Linked DNA regions of Homo sapiens: region 1 is linked to region 2. A link is an interaction called in ENCODE POLR2A ChIA-PET data of the cell type or tissue named here. Cell type or tissue: CD4-positive, alpha-beta T cell. All regions are shown on one strand. Each heading gives the region's core, and the rest is flanking DNA. Links, peaks and the distances in the headings are about the cores only.

The links. Peaks named below come from ENCODE experiments on the same cell type or tissue, not always from the same donor. Only the 100,000 strongest peaks of a DNase experiment are listed, where the experiment ranks them.
Region 1: POLR2A ChIA-PET joins it to region 2 with 9 read pairs; 2 of 35 experiments call an interaction of 5 or more read pairs at or near these places.

What each region holds. Positions count from the first base shown.
Region 1 is chr9:123,289,217-123,293,618 of GRCh38, reverse strand. No RefSeq gene overlaps it. Among named protein-coding and RNA genes, the nearest start is that of STRBP, 23 kb to the right of the region's middle. In CD4-positive, alpha-beta T cell, for the core only: no CTCF peak of the experiment used is centred there; no DNase peak of the experiment used is centred there.
Region 2 is chr9:122,898,739-122,903,140 of GRCh38, reverse strand. All of the region lies in intron 1 of RC3H2 (ring finger and CCCH-type domains 2), which reads left to right. Among named protein-coding and RNA genes, the nearest start is that of RC3H2, 4.4 kb to the left of the region's middle. In CD4-positive, alpha-beta T cell, for the core only: no CTCF peak of the experiment used is centred there; a DNase peak (open chromatin) is centred at 2,140; H3K4me3 peaks cover 1,319 bases; H3K27ac peaks cover 990 bases.

The sequences.
Region 1 (4,402 bases), core at 336-4,335, 390 kb before region 2:
CATGTGTTCTCATTGTTCAATTCCCACCTATGAGTGAGAACATGCGGTGTTTGGTTTTTTGTCCTTGCGATAGTTTACTGAGAATGATGATTTCCAATTTCATCCATGTCCCTACAAAGGACATGAACTCATCATTTTTTATGGCTGCATAGTATTCCATGGTGTATATGTGCCACATTTTCTTAATCCAGTCTATCATTGTTGGACATTTGGGTTGGTTCCAAGTCTTTGCTATTGTGAATAGTGCCGCAATAAACATATGTGTGCATGTGTCTTTATAGCAGCATGATTTATAGTCCTTTGGGTATATACCCAGTAATGGGATGTCTGGGTCAAATGGTATTTCTAGTTCTAGATCCCTGAGGAATCGCCACACTGACTTCCACATTGGTTGAACTAGTTTCCTCTGTACCCTTTCATCCAGCTATTGCTATTGGACACCCTCCACCTCTTAACCTTTCCTGAAATGCATGGAATCCCTGTCAATTTCTCTACATTCTTTTGCAAAGCTGTCTTTCTAAAGCCTCCTCTCTCTCAACGACAGAGAGGCACAAATGTTGCACCTTATGCTTCTATTTTGAGTTGGGGATTTGAAAAGGGAGTGTGCACACATGTGGACAAGCATTTATGCATGCCTGTGTGGACTAGTGGTTGTGAACATGTGTGTGTGTATATGTGCTTGCATGAACACACAAGATTGTGCATTTACACATGTTCATGAGCACATGAGCTTCTGAACAATTGCCTGAACACGTAGATAAATTTGTGTTCAGAGTGCATACACACACTTGTGAGCATGCATATGTGTGTTTGTGTGTGTTGTGGTGGGGTTTATTTTCATGTGCATTTAGGTTCATGTGTATGTTTGTCCCTGTGTACTTTTGTGTATCTGTGTGCATATGATGTGAGCTTGTCTTTCCTCACACCCCAGGAGGCACCAAAGCAAGTGCAAACTACAAGGAACAAAGGAATAATCTGCATAATTTAGGCTTTGATCTCTGCCACCCCTGAATCCTCCCTTGCTCTCACTCCAGCTGCCAAGCTATTTCCTAGCCTAGTGGACTCCATCTTTGAGCTTTGTCTTCCAGAAGCCTCCACCTCTCCTTGCCACCCCACAAGGGGAACAGGGCTATAAAAGGGTAATGAGCATTTATTGAGCACCCACATTGCATCAGGTACCTGAACCAGATACTTTCCATACACTCTCACATCTTCGCAGCAATCCTGCGAAGTATAACAATTGTCCTCACTTGACCTTTGAGGAAGCTGGTGATCAGGGGGATTAGCTATTTGCCTGAGTGATGGAGTCAGAATTTGAACTGGAAGTCTCTGCTCTCTCCATTCCACCAGTGTCTTCCTGGAGTAAGCCCAGCTGCTAGGTACTGAAAGTTGAAGCTGCAGCTGGAGCTCCTGGGAGATGTGGGAGTTCTGTCCTGGGAGATGCAGACAGTCTGATGTGGAGGGAAAGGGGATGTGAGCAGGGAATCAGTAGAGACCCCAGAGGGTTGTACTCGCTCGATGTTCATAAGAAGAATAGGGTAGAGAAATCCCAGGTGTTTTGTGTTGTCCACAAATGGAATGGGCAGAACAAGGGATGAACCAGGAGCAGAAACAGCAGAGATGAAAAAGCGTCATCATTGGCACCTCTGTCTTCAGGACCATGGACAGATCATATCAACGGCCAAGCCTCAGTTTTCTCATCTGTAAAATGTGCAGGGAGGTAGTGTTTTTTTACAAGCTTATTGTTAAAAGTAGTATTTGTGGATTTCTTATGGTGCTGACTCATGTAGGCTTATGATAACTCTATAAGATAGTTAATATTGTTGTCCCCACATGAGGACAGTGAGACTCAGAGTGGTTACATTCCTTGCCCAAGTGGCAGAGCAGGACACAAACCTGGAGGCTGTCTAACTCCAAAGCCCCCCGAGCCTTCCCTGTTTTAAGGTTTAGAGTGTGTAAAATACTAGGCACATAGCAGACATCCAACAAATAATAGCTAATAATAATAATAAGGTAATAAAAATGAAAACGTTTTAATTTTAATTAAATTGTTTTACTGAGGGTTATGGTAGCATTAATTCTTCAGGTGTCAAAATTGCTGGTAAATCCCACACTGTTAGTGACTGTTTTTAGAACAAGTGTTGCTTTCCTCAGGAAGGATGGTGTTGTCTGTTTTTGATCTCCTGAGACAGCCAACCAGACTCAAAGCCCAGCAACCACTTTTTTCTTTCTTTCTTTTTTTTTTTTGAGACAGAGTCTCACTCTGTCGCCCAGGCTGGAGTGCAGTGGCGTGATCTCGGCTCACTGCAAGCTCCACCTCCCGGGTTCACGCCATTCTCTGGCCTCAGCCTCCCGAGTAGCTGGGACTACAGGTGCCCACGACCATGCCCAGCTAATTTTTTGTATTTTTGGTAGAGACGGGGTTTCACTGTGTTAGCCAGGATGGTCTTGATCTCCTGACCTTGTGATCCACCCGCCTTGGCCCCCCAAAGTGCTGGGATTACAGGCATGAGCCACTGTGCCCGGCCAGCAACCACTTTTTAGTTGTATGGCTCTGGGCAACCTAACTTCTCAGGGCCTCATTTCTTTATGTATAACATGAGGATAAAAATGGTTCTACCCAGTTCCTCAAAAGGTTAAACACGGAGTTACCACATGACCTGGCAATCCTACTTCTAGTTACAGTCTCTAGAAAATTGAAAACACAGGCCCCCACAAAAACTTGCCCTCAAATGCATCATTCATAATAGCAGCATCATTCATAACAGCCAAAAAGTGGGAACAGTCCAAATCTCTACCAACTGATGAATGAATAAGAAAATGTGGCATGTCCATACAATGAAATATTATCCAGCCATTAAAAGGAATGAAGTCTGTCAAACCCACAATGAGATACCACCTTATACCTATTGATATGGCTATAATTTTTTTTTAATGGAAAAATAATGGTGAGCATGTAGAGAAATCAGAATGCTCATGCGGGCTGGGCACATTGGCTCATACCTGAAATCCCAGCACTTTGGGAGGCTGAGGTGGGCAGATCTCTTGAGATCAGGAGTTTGAGATCAGCCTGGTCAACATAGTAAAACCCCATCTCTATCAAAAAATACAAAAATTAGCCAGGAGTGGTGGCACATGCCCGTGGTCTCAGTTACTCAGAGGGCTGAGGCACAAGAATCGCTGGCTGGAGGCAGTGGCTCATGCCTGTAATCCTAGCTCTTTGGGAGGCTGAGGTAGGTGGGTCACCTGAGGTCAGGAGTTCGAGACCAGCCTGGCCATCATGGTGAAACCCTGTCTCTACTAAAAATACAAAAAATTAGCTGGGCGTGGTGGCAGGTACCTGTAATCCCAGCTACTCAGGAGGCTGAGGCAGGAGAATTGCTTGAACCCAGGAGGCGGAGGTTGAAGTGAGCCGAGATTGCACCACTGCACTCCAGCCTGGGTGACAGAGCGAGACTCAGTCTTGAAAAGACAGAAAACAGAACCCCCATGTGTTGCTGGTGGGAATGTAAACTGGTGCAGCCACTGTGGAAGACAGTGTGGCAGCTCCTCCAGAAGTTAAGGATAGAACTACCATATGACCCAGCAGTTCCACTCCTAGACGTACATCCAGAAGAATTAAAATCAGGGACTTGAACAGATAAGTGTCACTGATGTTCACAGTAGCATTACTCACAGGAGCCAAAATATGGAAATGACCAAAGCATCCATCAGCAGGTGAGTAGATAAAACAAAATGTGTCACAGGCATGCAAGGGAATATTATTCAGGCACAAAAACAAATGACATTTTGACACTTGCTACAATGTGGATAGGCCTTGAAAACATTATATGAAGTGAAATAAACTAAACCCAAAGAACATGCAAGTGTGGTATGATTTCACTTGTATGAAGTACTTAGAATAGGCAACTTCTGGCCAGGCACGGTGGCTCATGCCTGTAATCCCAGCACTTTGGGAGGCTGAGGCAGGTGGATCACCTGAGATCAGGAGTTTGAGACCAGCCTGACCAACATGGTGAAACCCCGTCTTTACTAAAAATACAAAATTAGCCAGGCATGGTGGTGCCTGCCTGTAATCCCAGCTACTTGGGAGGCTGAGGCAGGAGAATCATTTGAACCTGGGAGGTGGAGGTTGCAGTGAGCCAAGATTTTGCCATTGTACTCCAGCCTGGGCAACAAGAGCAAAACTCCATCTCGGGAAAAAAAGAAAAGAAAAGAAGAAAAAAGAATAGGCAACTTCCTAGGGACAGAAAATAGTACAGATGTTACCAGGGGCAGTGGGGAGAGAGGGATGGGGAGTTATTTGTTTAATTGTTACTGAGTTTATGTTAGAGATTCTGAAAAAGTTTGGGGTATGAATAGTGGTGATGGTTACATAACATTGTAAATGTGTTTAATGCTG
Region 2 (4,402 bases), core at 159-4,158:
ATAAAAGTTCTAAGTATTACTTTATAATTTAAATATTCTAGAGTTGCACTGTCCAGTACTAGCCAGTGGCCACATGTGACAGTTGAAGATTTGAAATGTGGCTTCTGTGAATTGAGATGTGCTTTAGGTGTAAAATACCAGATTTCAAAGACTTAGTACCAAGATTTTTTTTAATATCTCAGTAATTTTAATATTGACAACATGTTGAAATGATATTTTGTATAAACTGGGATAAATAAAATATATTACTAAAAATAATTTTAGCTATTTTAACTTTTTTTTTTTTTTTTTTGAGACAGTCTCTCTCTATCACCCATGCTGGAGTGCAGTGGCACCATTCGGGTTCACTGCAACCTCTGCTTCCAGGTTCAAGCAATTCTCATGCCTCAGACTCCTGAGTAGTTGGGATTACAGGAAGGCACCACTACACCAGGCTAATTTTTGTATTTTTAGTAGAGATGGGGTTTTGCCATGTTGACCAGGCTGGTCTGGAACTCATGACCTCAAGTGATCCACCCACCTCCCGCCTCCGCCTCCCAAAGTGCTGGGATTACAGGCGTGAGCCACCACGCCTAGCCTCTTTTAACCTTTTTTAATGTGACTACCAGAAAATTAAAAATTACTCGGATTATAATGGCTCACATATTTCTATCGGATATTACTGTTGTAGATCAGCATTACTCTTCCAAGAAATATGTTAGTGGAATAAAAGTAGATGTATAAAAACCCAAAACTTCCAGATAGATTATCCTGTTACAATCAGAATAATTAAAGAGCTAAGGACTTTGGTAATATGAAGGATGAAGTTATCCATTGGCTATGATTTGATAGGCAGAAGTAAGTTCTATCTCAAAGAAAGTATTTTTCTCGTCATCACTAATATTAGTTATACTTGTTAAAATAGAAAGTTGGCTGGGCGCGGTGGCTCACGCCTGTAATCCCAGCACTTTGGAAGGCTGAGGCGGGTGGATCACCTGAGGTCAGGAGTTCGAGACCAGCCTGACCAACATGGATAAACCCCATCTCTACTAAAATTACAAAAAATTAGCTGGGCCTGGTGGCGCATGCCTGTAATCCCAGCTACTCCGGAGGCTGAGGCAGGAGAATCGCTTGAACCCGGGAGACGGAGGTTGCAGTGAGCCGAGATCGCGCCATTGCACTACAGCCTGGGCAACAAGAGCGAAACTCCGTCTCAAAAAAAAAAAAAAAAAAGAAGTAGTTATCTCATTATTGCCCTATTAGAATGCATTGAGACTGGGCGCCGAGGCTCATGCCTGTAATCCCAGGACTTTGGGAGGCCAAGGTGGGCAGATCACGAGGTCAGGAGTTTGAGATCAGCCTGACCCACAGGTGAAACCCTGTCTCTACTAAAAATACAAAAATTAACCGGGCATGGTGGTGCGCACTTGTAATCCCAGCTACTCAGGAGGCTGAGGCAGGAGAATCGTATGAAACCGGGAGGCGGAGGTTGCAGTGAGCCGAAATCGCACCACCGCACTCCAGCCTAGGCAACAGAGTGAGACTCCTCCATCTCAAAAAAAAAAAAAAAAAAAAGAATGCATTGGAAGTTATATCTAATATTTATTTTAAAACAGTTCAACCACATAGTGTATTTAAGAAGTAAAATTTGAGTCATATATACTTCACACGTTAACGGCAAAATCACATATTATAGCAGTCTTTTAAATTGCAATTCAATTCCTTTTTCTCCAGTACTGAGTTTCTAGCTTACAGGTTGTTTCCATTGCTGTTTTGGTTTTTACTTGTCTTTTAGCTAGAGATCCAAATTGTGCTTATGCTTTAAATATCATTTTTTAAGAACAAAACTAATTATTTTTAAGTTTTCTAAACGGGGAAGTACTGTGACAGTCCATTTCAGTAGCTTATATTCCTCACATAGGTTAACAAGAATGAAAACAATGGTTTTAATTAGAAGAACTAAGCCCTAAGGTTTACATTTTTATTAAGAGAATTGTAAAATGATGTATACATATATGACAGTTAAAGAAGCATAAACTTTATTCTGGCATTTTAAAATCAGATGCCGTAGACCTGAACTGGCTGCATAATATGGTGGACTAATAAGAGAAAATGAAAGTATTTAGCTGGCTCTTAATAAAGCAGTTTGTAATTTGAATCATATAAGAGATGCCTATTGTGCTTCCTGTTTTATGTGTCAGCACTCATAGCAAGGAACTTACAGTCTGGAAAATTATTTGAGCGAAAAATTGTTTATGGTCCCACCTTTAATTTAGCATTTCTCACTCCTATGCTTTATCTTATTATCCTTTTTCAATTTTTGTAACTGGTAACTAAAATTAGTTAATACAAATAATTAGAATGTTTTTCTTAAGGAATCACTTTAGGTATCTTGAGTTGTAGGCCTTTTAGTCCATTTTATCTCAGTTTGAAATGTTTTGATTATTTGAGAAGAATACTTCAGTAGTAACTATAAATATTCATAGCAATTTAGACTTACATAGACTCAAATAAGTTGCATAAAATGTATTAGTATAGGTCTAGAAGTTTTGCAAATTAATATGTAGTCTTAGTGCTCCATGGTTCATTTATATGCTCTTTAAATTATAAAAACTATAGGATATTTACCATTTTTGGTAGTTACAAAAATATTTTCTAGGTAAATGTTTACAAAGTGCCTGTTTTGAAGGAATGAAGTTTCTTCTATGTTTTAGGTAAAATTTTATATTGATTTATCTTAATTAAGGAATCTAGGATTTACTGATAATATTACTGAAGAAAAACATATTTGGAAAATCAAAGCGTTTCTTACATCTGATCGTATAAGGGAAGTTTAGTTGATAATTTACTGTCAGAAAGCTAGACTCTGACACAGAGAAGAAAATTTGGTAGAGTTATTGCCAAAATTTTGGCAGTGTTTTACCTTTATATCTTAAAGGTATTAATTCAATTTGTGGTAGAAATTAAACTTCTCAGTATTAATTATGTTAAAACCTCTGATGTTTCTATGCTGAAACACACTAAGGACTATTGTAACATAAAACTATACTAAGGACTATTGTAACATAAAACTATTAAGTGTGCTCTGGTATAGTTTGAAACAGTTTAAAACTGTGTAGTAGGTGACAATATGAAAGATAGCATTTTTCTGTATGGTTGAAACTCCCCCACCCCAAGCCCCACACTTATGTGCTTTAATATAAAGCATTTCAGAAAGGCTTTGGAAAACTAAGGAAAAGGTATTTGCTCTTATTTTGTACTACCAGGTGGCCTGTGATACCCTAACCCACAGAATTAACATTTCCAAACAGGTGGCCATTATGAAAAACTACACGCAGTGTCCTGTTTTCATAAATATTTAATCAGTTCAAGTTATTAACTATATTAGGGCTTTCAGTAGATTTAAGATGAAATTCATTCTTCCTCAAAGGCCTTTTCTTGTATAACTCTGCAAACCAGAAAACTGGATGTTAAAAATGTTCAGTAGTTTTAGGGAGTGATATATTCATCTGCTCAGTGCTTATCTCTAAAGTTGGAAGGAAACTAATTGGTTTTTAGATTGATGGCATTAATAGATGTGGTAATTTGAGGATGAAAGTTGTAAAATTATAACTTGGAAGATTTGGTTACTTTAAAGATAACGATATTAGATAATTTGCATTAGAGCTGTTTGAGAAAGTTTGTATAGGGGTGCTTTTTACATAGCAAGCCCTGTAATTCATTTTTACCAAGATTTTTTTTAATCTCTGTTTTTGTGAATATAAAAGCGCAGGGCCGGGCGCGGTGGCTCACGCCTGCAATCCCAGCACTTTGGGAGGCTGAGGTGGGCAGATCACCTGAGGTCAGGAGTTCAAGACCAGCCTGGCCAACATGGAGAAACCCTGTCTCTACAAAAATTAGCCAGGCATGATGGTGGGTGCCGTCCCAGTTACTTGGGAGGCCAAGGCGGGAGAATCACTTGAACCTGGGAGGCAGAGGTTGCAGTGAGCCAAGATCACACCATTGCACTCCAGTCTGGGCGACAGAGGGAGACTCTGTCTCTGAAAAAAAAAAAAAAAAAAAAAAAAAAAACACAATAAAGGCTAATAGAATTTTTTTGTATGTTGGCATAATTGAGAATACTTTCTGTTATATATTTTTTCTCTTTGAATGTGACTACATTTTTAAACATCTAATTTCTGTGGAACTAATATATTTGGGTTGGTAAACATTCCTGTGAAATAAAGTATTAGTTGTTTGATTGCCCTAAATACCTAGATTTCTTGTTCACCAGAGAGCTTTTGTCAGACTTATGTTAAGTCTTGAATTGGAAGATAAAGAAATTCTGGGAAGTTTAGTGTGTTCAAATTAGTATCGTTTTGCTACTAAATCTTTTACTTTACTAAACTTATGGAACTTTTTTTTTTTTTTTTGAGATTAAGTT